Regions from separate parts of the Homo sapiens genome. Here region 1 is linked to region 2. The links are chromatin contacts, found by Hi-C in ENCODE. All regions are on one chromosome and are shown on one strand. Each heading gives the region's core, a stretch centred on a gene start or an enhancer-like site at or near the end of the contact. The rest is flanking DNA. Distances are from core to core; before and after follow the strand shown. Region 1 holds the start of DCTN5 (dynactin subunit 5). Region 2 holds the start of UQCRC2 (ubiquinol-cytochrome c reductase core protein 2).

Evidence for each region. A loop is a pair of places that touch in the nucleus more often than their neighbours do. Pooled maps may share reads with other maps.
Region 1: a loop to region 2 is called in a pooled map, with 14 times the contacts of the local background. The contact joins the promoter of DCTN5 here to the promoter of UQCRC2 in region 2. A Hi-C loop is called at or near these places in 10 of 50 pooled maps.

Annotation. Positions count from the first base shown.
Region 1 is chr16:23,640,216-23,646,730 of GRCh38, reverse strand. It overlaps DCTN5 (dynactin subunit 5), which reads right to left and starts at 5,265. Exons shown (of 6, transcript NM_032486.4): 1 at 5,141-5,265; 2 at 3,708-3,776. The coding sequence starts at 5,188. PALB2 (partner and localizer of BRCA2) reads left to right here and starts at 5,421. Exons shown (of 13, transcript NM_024675.4): 1 at 5,421-5,621. The coding sequence starts at 5,574. RefSeq lists an enhancer at 4,203-4,992 and a silencer at 6,120-6,354.
Region 2 is chr16:21,947,958-21,954,848 of GRCh38, reverse strand. UQCRC2 (ubiquinol-cytochrome c reductase core protein 2) reads right to left here and starts at 1,488. Exons shown (of 14, transcript NM_003366.4): 1 at 1,393-1,488. The coding sequence starts at 1,425. RefSeq lists enhancers at 1,146-1,195, 1,206-1,375, 890-1,607, 1,696-2,155.

The DNA of each region.
Region 1 (6,515 bases), core at 4,016-6,515, 1.7 Mb before region 2:
GTGGCGCATGCCTGTAATCCCAGCTACTTGGGAGGCTGAGAGAGGAGAATCACTTGAACCCAGGAGGCGGAGGTTGCAGTGAGCCGAGATTGCACCACTGCACTCCAGCCTGGATGACAAGAGGGAAACTCCGTCTCAAAAAACAAAAAAAAAAATTAACTCAAAATGGATCAATGACCTAAACACAGCACTAAGACCATTAACGCTCTTAGAAGAAAACACGGCAGTAAATCTTCATGGCCATAAGTTTGGATTCTTAATATGACACCAAAAACACAAGCAACAGAAGAAAAAACAGATAAACCAGACTTCAAAATTAAAAACTTTTGTGCATCAAAGGGATGCACAAAATCTACAGAAAGGAAGAAAGCATTTGCAAATCATATATCTGATAAGTGTTTAATATCCAGAATGCATAAAGAACTCCTAGAACTCAATAAGAAAAAGACAACACAATATAAAAATAGGCAAAGGACTGAACAGACATTTCTCTAAAGAAGATGTACAGATGACCAACAAGCAACATTCAAAGATGTTCAATATCATTAGTCATTAAGGAAATACAAATCAAAACCACTATGAGATACCATTTTATACTCCCTTGGATGGCCATAATCCAAAAAAAACCAGAAAATAACTAGTGTTGGTAAAGATGTGGAGAAATTGGAACCCTGCACAATGCTGGTGGAAACGTAAAATGGTGCAGCCATTTTGGAAAAAAATTTGTCAGTTTCCCAAAAAGTTAAACATAGACTCACCATTTGTCCCAGCAATCACGCTCTTTTGTATATACCAAACATTGCCAAATCAAGTATTGAGTATATACACTCCTAGGTATATACTCAAAAAAACTGAAGACAGGGACACAAACAGATACTTGCACATCAGTGTTCACTGCAGCATTATTCCCAATAGCCAAAGGGTAGAAACAATCCAAGTGCCTATACGAAATGTGGCATATACATACAATGGAGTATTACTCTGCTATGGAAAGGAATGAAGTTCTGATGTGCTTTAACAAGGATGAACCTTGAAAACCTTACACTAAGTGAAATAAGCCAGACAAAAAGGACAAATATTGTATGATTCCACTTATATGAAATATCCAGAATAGGCAAATTCATAGAGACAGAAAGTAGATTCAGGCTATCAGCAATGGAAGGAAGTAGGGAATGGGCGTGTATTCCTTAATGTGTAGAGTTTTTATTTGGGGTGATGAAAAAATTTTGGAAATGGATAGTGGAGATGGTTGCACAACATTGTGAATGTAATTAATGCAACTAATTGTACACTTAAAAATTGGTAAGGCTGGGCGCAGTGGCTCATGCCTGTAATTCCAGCACTTTGGAAGGCCAAGGAGGGCAGATCACCTGAGGTCGGGAGTTCGAGACCAGCCTGATCAACATGGAGAAACCCCGCCTCTATTAAAAATATAAAATTAGCTGGGCATGGTGGCACATGCCTGTAACTGGGGAGTCTGAGGCAGGAGAATCACTTGAACCTGGGAGGCGGAGGTTGTGGTGAGCCGAGATCGTGCCATTGCACTCCAGCCTGGGCAACAAGAGCAAAACTGCGTATTAAAAAAAAAAAAAATATATATATATATATATATATATATATATATATATATATATATATATATATATAGTTAGGCTGGGTGCAGTGGCTCACACTTGTAATCCCAGTACTTTGAGAGGCCAAGGCAGGTGGATCACTTGAGGCCAAGAGTTTGAGACCAGCCTGGCCAACGTGGCAAAACCCTGCCTCTACTAAAAATACAAAAATTAGCCCAGTGTAGTGGCGTGCACCTGTAGTCCCAGCTACACAGGAGGCTGAGGCATGAGAATCCTTGAAGCCAAGAGGCGGAGGTTGTGGCGACTGAGATGGCGCCGCTTCACTCCAGCCTGGGCAACTGTCTCAAATAATAAAAATTTTTAAAAAATTGTTAAAATGGCAAATTGTTATACATAGTTCACCATAAGAAAAAAAATCTTGGGCTGGGCGTGGTGGCTCATGCCTGTAATCCCAGCACTTTGGGAGGCTGAAGTGGATGGATCATCTGAGGTGAGGAGTTCAAGACCAGCCTGGCCAATATGGTGAAACCCTGTCTCTACTAAAAATACAAAAATTAGGCCAGGCGCGGTGGCTCACGCCTGTAATCCCAGCACTTTCGGAGGACAAGGCAGGTGGATCACGAGGTCAGGAGATTGAGACCATCCTGGCTAACACGGTGAAACCCCATCTCTGATAAAAATACAAAAAATTAGCTGGGCATGGTGGTGGGTGCCTGTAGTCCTAGCTACTCAGGAGGCTGAGGCAGGAGAATGGCGTGAGCCTGGGAGGCGGAGCTTACAGTGAGCCAAAATCGCACCACTGCACTCCAACCTGGGCAACAGGGCGAGACTCCATCTCAAAAAAAAAAAAAAAAAAAAAAAATTAGGTGGGCATGATGGCGGGAGCCTGTAATCCCAGCTACTCTGGAGGCTGAGGCAGGAGAATCACCTGATGCCAGGAGGTGGAAGTTGCAGTGAGCCAAGATCGCGCCACTGTACTCCGACCTGGGTGACAGAGCAATACTCTGTCTCAACAAAAAAGGAAAAAAAAGAAACAGTATGTCTGAGCAGCAATTACTGAATTATATTTCTTTTCCACTTAATTCCTTGGTATGACAGGCTTAATGGAGACTAATTATCTTCTACTGAAAATATTTGTGATCTCTTGGTTATAAGGAGACTATTTTCCTTCTGGAAGTTAGAGATGTAATATTTAAAGAAAAATTAATTTCAAAATTGAGTGTTCCAGATGGCAGGAAAACAACTGTGAACTTCACTGTTTGTCAAGCTCAAATATACCCTGTGATATTTTCTCTTCCAAGTTTATACTCGTCTCTTTGCTATTGTAATTTATTTGGATTACAAGATTCTCAGGCTTTCAGATTCCACTTTGCATATTTGTCTCATACTTTAATATCTTTTCCAATTGTCACATTCGTTTTAAGAGTTTCAGTTAATAGTGAATTATTAATTTTTACTAAAGAGATAATTTTATAAGTATTACTTTAGTTTCTACCTTCAAATATTTCATTACCTGTTACACTTTGTGCCCAGTAGTTTAATGCACACTATATCATAAAATAATGTTGGTTCTAGGTACCACTGTATTTTGTTCCTGGCATAAAAGAAAAAAGGTTTTCTGTTGCCTCTTATTGAACCTTTTTGCATTCAAGAGATCCAACTTAGGCTGGGTGCAGTGGCTCACACCTATAATCCCAGCACTTTGGGAGGCCGAGGTGGGTGGATCACTTGAGGGCAGGAGTTCAAGACCAGCCTGGCCAACATGATGAAACCCTGTCTCTACTAAAAATACAAAATATTAGCCGGGCTTGGTGGCAGCTGCCTGTAATCCCAGCTACTCGGGAGGCTGAGGCAGGAGAACTGGTTGAACCTGGGAGACGGAGGTTGCAGCGACCTGAGATGGGGCCACTGCACTCCAGCCTGGGCGACAGAGTGAGACTGTCTCAAAAAAAACCGAAACAAAAAAAAAACAAAAAGGAGATCCAATTTACAAAATAAAAAATTTAAAAACAAGAGAATTAAAAATGTAAACAATAAATAGGAGATATGGCAACATTTTATCTGCCCTGCTGTGGTGACAATTAGCAGAACGCAAGCTAAGGTTTGCAGCCTGGAGCTGGCTTTGTCCCTTACCTTGCCATTGAGAACGATGTTCTGGCTTCCACACAACACTGACTGGCGACTGACTTTGTTCCCAGATGCCTAAAAGAAAACAACGGAAAACCGGGGAAAGCAAACTTAATAGGTTTCTGGACTACAGGTTTCCATCAAGAAAGCTCCCATTTGAGAGAAAAAAACATAAAGTGGGGTGCTGTCCACAATGGAGTGAGTCCAGGATATCAAAAAAGCAATGATGGATTAGGAAACTATGGCTGAGTATGGTGGCTCATGCCTGTAATCTCAGCACTTTGAGAGGCTGAGGCAGACGGATCCCTTGAGGACAGGAGCTCAAGACCAGCCTAGGCAACATAGTGAGACCCCTTCTCAACAAAAAAAAAATTTTTTAATTAGCCGGGCATGGTGGCGCGTGTCTGTAGTCCCAGCTCCTCAGAAGGCTGAGGCTAGAGGATCGCTTGAGCCTGGAAGGCCGAGGCTGCAATGAGCTGTGATTGTGCCACTGCACTCCAGCCTGGGCAACAGAGTGAGAACCTGTCTCAAAAAATAAAAACACAAAGGAAACTAGGGACTCAAGGAATAAACTCATAATTTGAATGTCTATAGCTTGGTGGCATCAGACAGACGCGGATTCAAATCCCACTTCCACGCGTGGGCTTTACGGCCTTAAAACGAGGATAATGACTATGAGTATCAGAGTTGTGAGAAAGCAAAGAAAACCAAAATAACGATAGTAACGTTAATTGACCACTTGCCCTGTTTCCAAGATTTTACAAACATATCATGTACTGATCATAAAGAACCAAATCGGCAGGGTGCGGTGGCTCACGCCTGTAATGCCAGCACTTTGGGAGGCCGAGGCGGGTCGATCACCTGAGGTCAAGAGTTAGGGACCTGCCTGGCCAACACGGTGAAACCCCGTCTCTACCAAAAAATACAAAAATTAGCCGGGCGTGGTGGCGGGCGCCTGTAATCCCAGCTACTCGAGACGCTGAGGCAGGAGAATCGCTTGAACCCGGGAGGCGGAGGTTGCAGTGAGCAGAGATCGCGCCGCGGCCCTCAGGACTGGGCGACAGAGTCTCCGCCCCCCAACCCCCTTCCTCAAAAAAAAAGAACCGAATCGTTTTTAGCGCAAGTTAACAGATACAAAAGGCAGTGTAAAAGGGCCCGAAGTCCGAGCTGTAATTCGTATGAACAGGATGGGACTTGTCCTATCCTCCCGAAGGCACTTTACCCCTATGAGAAAATCAGGAATAAATACAAAAGGCCTCAACTGGCCAAGCGCGGAGTAAACAGCAAAGCCAGACGGTACACGGGGCATCGCTAGATAATCCGGGACTAATGGCCAAAGGGACAGGGGTTGGTGGGGTAGGGGCAGGTTGGGAACGCCGACCAGGCCTCAAAGGGACGCAGGGTTGGAAAGAGGAGGATACATATCTGGACCCGCGCACCGTCTCGATGTACTCAGACTTGTTGTAGAGCAGCTCGCCCAACTCCATGGCCGCCGCCTCCTTCCCTCAGCCCCGGATCCTGTCAGAGTCAGTCGGTCAGTCTTTCAGAGATTCCGGCTACTTCCGGCCGCTCCTCCACTTCCGCTCCAGGTGGCCCACTGGGACTCATCGACAGCGCGGCTCTCCTTTAGGCGGCCTCGCTCCACTGCTCGGCCGTCTACGGCTGCGCGTGCGCAGGCCGAATGGTGGATTTAATTGGCCGGAGTTTAGGGCGCGCTTGGCCCGCGTGGGTCAGCTGATCGCGCACTGAGGGTGCGATCCCGGGCTCCCCATTCCTTCCTGGGGCGCCTCCCCGGCCCAGGGCCAACTGGGTCCCGGTGTCGGCAGGCCTGGGGTCGGCGACGGCTGCTCTTTTCGTTCTGTCGCCTGCCCGATGGACGAGCCTCCCGGGAAGCCCCTCAGCTGTGAGGAGAAGGAAAAGGTGCCGGGGGTGCGGGAAGGGCGGACGCAGGACTCTGACCCCGCTTTCCCAGGGTTTTAGGCCTGGCTTTGTGTCCTCGGCAGTCCGAGGGCAGCAGTATCATCTGACCACCCCCTCCTCTTAGGGCTGAGGGGGCACAGAAAATGAAAATGTGGAAATAGCGTGGTGCTCACGTGGTGGCGTTTAAAGAACAAATTTCATTACAGTAGCAGCGCATTAATACAATGTGTAACAGTTTGTAGATAAAGCTGTATCGACACCCTTGCTCCTCCCCCCTCCCACACCCTCAATCTTTACTTCTCCCCCCGGACGGCCTCAAGTAAATCTTTTAAGTCTGGTACTTCCAGGTCCTTTCGTGTGTTAATGTGGGTGGTGGAGGAGGGGCGTATCCCTAACCACCAAAAAGGAATCCTATGTATATTTTTTGGAGAAGGGAATGTTCATAAATGGTATGATCTGAATGGTTCTGCAGGTTCCGTTTAGCTTTCCTGTCAGGACATGTTTATCTACCTTGCTTTCTTTTTTAAGTTCTAGACAGTATGTTGTAGTTTGGAAGTGCCCTCGTTTTGTTTCTTTTTTCTTCCTTTTCTGTTTTTCTTCTTTTTTGAGACAGAGTCTCACTCTGCCACCCATGCTGGGGTGCAGTGGCGCGATCTCGGCTCACTGCAACCTCCGCTTCCTGGGATCAAGCGACTCTCCTGCCTCAGCCTCCCGAGTAGCTGGGATTACACGAACCCGCCACTGCACCTGGCCTTGGAAGTGCCCTTGCTTCTTTAGACTGTACTTTACTGATAGACTTTTAGGATGTTTCCAGCTTGTGCTGATGTTATTCTTATCCTGGCTTACCTTCTGGTGGAGGTGAGAAAGATCATTTATAAGTAAACAAGATAATCC
Region 2 (6,891 bases), core at 239-2,738:
TGGTTTCGAACTCCTCATCTCAAGTGATCCGCCTGCCTCTGACTCCCAAAGTGCTAGGATTACAGGTGTGAGCCATCGCGCTCCGCCGGTAATGTGCTTCTTAATCGTCCCATTCAAATCAGCAAATTATCCTAGTAACTGTCATGCAATCTTCTAAATTATTTTGTTCTAATAACAAGATATATCTAAGTTTATTCTCCTATATAAAGTGCTAAAATTAGACACATAAATAATTGCTTTCAAGTTTACTGCAATTTGTTTACTTTGGGCCTCTCCAACTGTTTTCTCTGAGCTTTTTCTGTTGCAAAATAGAATGGAGAAGGAAATGTTGGGGTCTTTTGCCAATCTAACCGTGCTTCCCTCCAAGGGTAATCACTGGTGTGTCTAGGTATACCTGGAAGGTTAATGCAATTACAGCCTAAATCGATATAGCCCACAGCACATTTATGTAAACATAAAGCATAAGAACATTCCATGCCCAGGTCTGGTCTTCTGCATCTCCATCTAGGGGGGTTTCTCAACACAGGTACTACTACTGGCACTTGGGGCTAGATAATTCTTTGCTGTAAGGCGAAGTTTAGCAGCATCCCTGGCCTCTCCATGCCAATAGCACCCTCCTTACAAGTTGTTGCAACTAAATATGTCTCCAAACATCGCCACCGGTTCCCTGGGGGCATTCTGTCCCTCGCTATGATTTTTTAAGTGTTCCCCCTTACCCCTCTTAATAACCACTGTCCCACAGTGATATAACCCTGATGTGTGAGTTTTCCCCAAGTGACAGCTATGTTTAATTTAGGCTTGAAGGGGAAACTTAATTAAGGAGCTTTTGAGGACAAACAGAGACGTCTTGGAGGAACCGTCTAACATACGATCAAGAAAAGCAACGTTAGACTACTAAGACACCATAGTATTTAACAATGAAGTTCCAGGTACTGTAATAAGTGTTCTATCTGCATTAGCTCCTTTCTTATACTTTTATTCGCTGGGGAAACTGACGCTCCGTGATAAACCAAGGAGCAGAGGCTGCAGCGGATAAAGTGAAGGTGGGGGGCTAAGTGCGCCGTCCTCCCGCTCCCCCTGGGTTTCACGGTCTCTTTCTCCAGCACTTGAGTACCGGAGTGACCTTCAGAAGTCTCTCCAAGGACTCGCTTCAACTCCGCTCTCACGTCCTGCCCCTCTCTTCAGGTTTCCCGGTGTTAGGTCTCTTGTGCTCACAGCATGAGCTGGGCCTCCAAAGCCTGACCCAGTCTGCAGCCCACTTGGCCCGCAGGGTTCAGCTGAAGGGCAGACCGAATCCCAAGGCCCAGACCCCAGACCAGACACCTCCGCCTCGTATCACCTTGTCGACACACTGCTCCCCAGCCCTTTCCCAAACCCGCCACCTGAGCTCACCGAGAAAGAGCCGGCTCTGGTTAGTAGCTTCATGATTCAAGATTGTTCTGACACACGGTCACTGCCGGATTAAAGGAAAGCAAGATGGTGGCGGAGGCCGGGAGTTTCCCAGCGTTCCCCGCTAACACTTTCCCACGTCCCCTTCGTGAGGTACTCTCTATACTGCCGCGCTCTACTGCTCTCTTTATAAGGTTGGACCAGTCCAATTCCTCCAAGACTCAGAATAGGGAGACGCACAATTTCCCAAGTAAATATATGCAGAGAATAATGTACGTCACTGCTTTTTGCGTTCTTCTCCTAGCCTGAATATCCAGTATGCACCCCTTTTCTAAGTACGTCTGCAGCAGCCTGTCACAACTCCCCCCGCTATCTTGGGCTCTTCCGCTCAGCATTGTCCAATGGGACGCGCCTCTCTTGGGACTCCGCATGCGCCCTCCGGGATGACACCTGCACTGGAGGCCCTGGGTTTCCGCGTTCCTGGACGTTGGAGGCTTCAGGAGATTCCTGCCACTCCACCTTTCTGCAGAGGTATTGGGTATCGAAGCCCGGCGTAGTTGCCTCTCGCTGGGTGAAGTCCTTACTGGATCTTTAGCTCCGTGAAACAGGGGCCTCGTTCAACGTATTCGCCGCTGTGTCCCCCAGAGCAGGCCCGGGACACACCGGGAGGGTCAGCAACCTCGGGGAATCATCACAAGGCTTTTGGTCTCGTGGAATTTACGTCCTAGGCTGGGGCTACATAGAATATAAAAACTTAGCTATAGTTTTTGTGTTAGGAAAATAGAAATGTTTTGGATAGTAGGTGTGTTATGTGAGCCGAAACCGGCAGTTGGAGAAAGTCAGTCACGTGACGACTTGGGGCGGGGGCGTTCACTCCGGTCCTCAGCGAGTGTTAACCCAGAAAGTGCCTTGAGCTAGGCACTATGCCAACGCGAGAGGCGTGGTCCCTGCCCTTTAGGGACTTTAGAGTTTCGTACCTTGCTACGTTGCTTGGTTGGGAAACCGACAGTATCAGCATCAATATCATTTAGGAGTTGATTAGAAATGTATGAACTCCAGGTCCCATATTGGATCCGAATCGGTGTTTTTACAAGATCCTGGGATGACTTCGTATGCACAATAGTTTCAGAAAGGCTGGTGGTGTAGACGTTACAAGGCATAGGCAAATGTACTTTCTTTTTGCCTTGTGTCTGAATTGCTCCAGGCCTACAACGGACTTGGGCTCTCTAATTAAGATCTGGGCATTAAGAACCTGGCACCAACCCAATTTCTGTGCCTGCTGGGGACGCCCTCAACCCAATTCATACCACACAGTTTCCCCACATGTGGTAGATTTAACACTAGTGGTGCGTGAGATGATTTTAAGTTGGTACATAGATGAACACTTCCATTTTTTCCTTTTAAAAATTTGTATAAATTTAAGGGGCGCAAGTACAGTTATGTTATATGGATATATTGCAGTAATGGTGAAGTCTGGGCTTTTAGTGTACCCATCACCCGAATAATGTACATGGTACCCATTAAGTACTTTCTCATCGTTCACCTCTCTCCCACCCCTCCACCTTTCGGAGTCTCCATTGTCTGTCATTCCACACTCTATGTCCATGTGTACACCTTATTTAGCACTGTTCCATTTTAATAATATATTTATTTTGATTATGGCAAGCAATGCTAGTAGTGAATTTCCTCTTTAAGTACATTTATAAAATAATAAAAGTTGGTGTAAAAACGTTAAGTAACTTGATGATACGGAGATACAGCAAAAATCATGAATGTGTTATACAGGTACCATTGAGTGAAATCTGGGAAGCAGTGCTCTGATCAAGCCACCTGCCTGCTTAAAATTCTTCAACGACAGCCACGTTTTTCAGGATAAAATTCAAATTCATTAACATGGCATACAAAGCTGTCTCCAGTACTTCAAAACCCCAATTCCCAAGTTAGCTAGCTGCACCCCTGAGTCCAATCATTGTAACTTCATCATTCAACAGTTCAGGTCAGGTAGGAGGAACACAAAAGTCTCCACACTCAAGTGCACACACACACACACACACACACACACCCACACCTGCTTATAATGTCCTCTCATTCTTAGGTTATGACCCAATATCAGAAAGGGGCAAAAATAAATTCTGTTCAAAATGTGGCAGGATTTGAAACATAATTCATGATATCAGCTACATAAATCATAAAATCCCAAGTTTGTCAATTGCAAAATGTCCTATTAAGCATTAAGCTACAAATTAGGAGTGCCATCTTGTGGACACATCCACCACTTCCACATCATGTCACCTCCTAGCCAACTCCGTGGCTGTTCTCACTGTGGAGGTCTCTGCCACAACTCCAGCATTTTATTGCAGAAGAAAACCCAGTCCTTGAACTGGTTTCTGCGTAGAACACACTGAAAGCCCTGGGAGAGGAAACCAGCAGACAGGAAAAGAGTAGACATGGAAGAGCAGATGAGTTCATTGCTGGAAAGCTCGAATTGTTAGTTTCGTTAATGTGGGGTCCAATTTGACTCTATGGAGCCTAACTACCTAGCCTGAGCGCTCGCGGTGAGTATGGGGTGGGAGAATGTAAAGAGAAAGCAGGCAACAGTAGGAGTAAAACACACCAGAGGAAGGTGATGTGGGTTTATACTTGGGAACAACATTACCTTGCCATCTTAGGGCCAGAGGCATTAATCATGGCTTCCCCAATGCATAATTTCGATGTTGGCATTTCCTTCCCCATTCCTTTCAGAATCCTACCCTGTCAGGTATTATCTCTGATGAAATATTCCCTGGGCCAGGCACAGTGGCTCATGCCTGTAATCCCAGCACTATGGGAGGCCAAGGTGGGTGGATCACCTGAGGTCAGGAGTTCAAGACCAGCCTGGCCAACGTGGCAAAACCCTGTCTCTACTGAAAAAAAAATACAAAAATTAGCCGGGCATGGTGGCAGTTGACTGAAATCTTAGATACTCGGGAGGCTGAGGCAGGGAGAATTGCTTGAACCTGGGAGGCGGAAGTTGCAGTGAGCCGAGATCACTGCCATTGTACTCCAGCCTAGGCGACACAGCGAGACTCTGTCTCGGGGGGGAAAAAAAAGTTCATATCAATTTCTAATATTCTATAATTATTGTTTTTGGTCACATATACTTTTTCCATGTATTGAGGTGAACAGATTGGTCTTATTCTGTGTTAAGTTATATTGATTGATTCAAATTATAAATAAACCTTTCATTCCTGTTATAAACCCAACTTGGTCTGGATGTTTTATTCTTTTAATATATTGCTAGACCTAATTTGCTACTTATTTGTTTAGGATTTGTGCATTTATGTTCCAGAGTGATACTGGCTTTAACTTTCACTTTCATTCCCCCCATTCATGCATTTTTCTGTCATAGATAAAATGAGTTAGGAAGTGTGAAAGGAAAAAAAATCTCAGGGCCTCCAAATCACTAAGCCAAAGGGAAAATTCAAGCTGGGAATGATGTCAGACAAACCTGCCTCCCGTTTTATTCCTAAATAAGATAGCTATAAGGATAAAAAGCTACATAACTTACCTTACAATTTGCCCACAGGGCAATTCCATGTGGATCTGAGGATCTTTACCCTAAAACAGTTTTGTTGAATTTCACCCTGGCAATGTAAATTGATAGCTGTCTTCCTTCCTTCCTTTCCTTTTCTTCCTTTCCTTTCTCTCTCTCTCTCTGTCTCTCTTTCTCTGTTTCTCTCTCTCCCTCCCTTCCTCCCTCCCTCCTCCCTCTTTTTTTTTTTTTTTTTTTTTTTTTTGGAGAGTTTCACTCTTGTTGCCCAGGCTGGAGTGGAATGGCATGATCTGAGCTCACTACAACCTCCACCTCCTGGTTTCAAGCAGATTTTCCCACCTCAGCCTCCTGAGTAGCTGAGATTACAGGCATGTGCCATGATGCCTGGCTAATTTTGCATTTTTAGTAGAGACAGGGTTTCACTATGTTGGCCAGGCTGGTCTCGAACTCCTGACCTCAGGTGATGCACCCACCTCGGCCTCCCAAAGTGCTGGGATTACAGGTGTGAGCCACCGCACCAGGCCTGATAGCTTATTTTCACAGGTGCAGGACAAAGGACAGAACTCAAAGTCCATCTTAAACAAATGTGTATCTGATGGCTTCCTCTGCCCTATTGTTTACATTGTATTATGTAAAAAAAATGAAGATTCTCTGAGCCAGACAATGACATAAGTGAGTATTCCTCTGCCCATCCTCTCACATGTAAATTGTATATTCAGTGAAAGGCTGATCAAAGACTCAAGGGGATGCAACCCTTTGTCTCTTGTATACCCACACATTTTTAAATTTTTTCTTTTTTTTTTTTTTTTTTTGAGACGGTCTTGATCTGTCACTCACGCTTGAGTGCTTCCAGTACTTCCTGGGCTCAAGTAGTCCTCCCACTTCAGTCTCCTGAGTAGCTGGGACCACAGGCATATGCCACCACATCTGGCTAATTTTTGTATTTTTGATAGAGATGGGGTTTTGCCATGTTGCTCAGGCTGGTCTCAAACTCCTGACCTCAGGCAGTCCACTGGACTGGCCTCCCAAAGAGCTGGAATTAAGATTTCAAATTTTCTTCCTTTTCACCCATATCAATCCTTTCTCCTTAAATATTGAAGCCCTTGAAATCATCTTTGGAGAAAGGCATAGACATACCTCTCAGGCGCTTATCCTTAACCTTGGCAATGGAAACTTTCCACATTGATTGAGACCTGTCTCAGATACTTTTGGTTCACAGAAGTAAACGTCTTTTCCCAGCTTTCGTATATTTTGCGTGCTCCCTTTGATTCTGTCAGGCTTTTATTTTATTCTTTATTAGGGTGGGTCTATTTAGGTTTTTGATCTTATTCTAGGACATGATCTTTACTTCTAAGGCATGGCTTTTCTGGAGTTATAACTGTAAGGGGTGCTCAGTAAGGTATCTCTACTGTGGCTCTCAGTAAGAATTCCGACATTTTCTGCACTATGTAAACTCTGGGTCTACCTTTGTTACAGGTAGTTAGACAGGTATGAGCGGGACAGGAGAGGGCTCTCCCCCCATCCACCAGGAATGTCGGGTGATGATTTGGCAGTTATCACATTGCCTCTCTAAGTGATAAATTGGGCCAGGCGCGGTGGCTCAGACCTGCAATCCCAACACTTTGGGAGGCCAAGGCGGGCGGATCACCTGAGGTCGGGAGTTTGAGACCAGCCTGAACAACATGGAGAAACCCCATCTCTACTAAAGATACAAAATTAGCCAGGGATGGTGGCGGGTGCCTGTAATCCCAGCTACTCGGGAGGCTAAGGCAGGAGAATCACTTGAACCCAGGAGGCGGAGGTTTGGGTGAGCCGAGATCGCGCCACTGCACTCCAGCCTGGGCAACAAGAGCGAAATTCTGCCTCAAAAAAAAAAAAAAAAAGATAAATTGGAGAGGCCATTTCCTGATAGTCCACACCCGTTGCACTAAATTAACAGTGTTAATTGAATGCAGACACCAGGGAGAAGC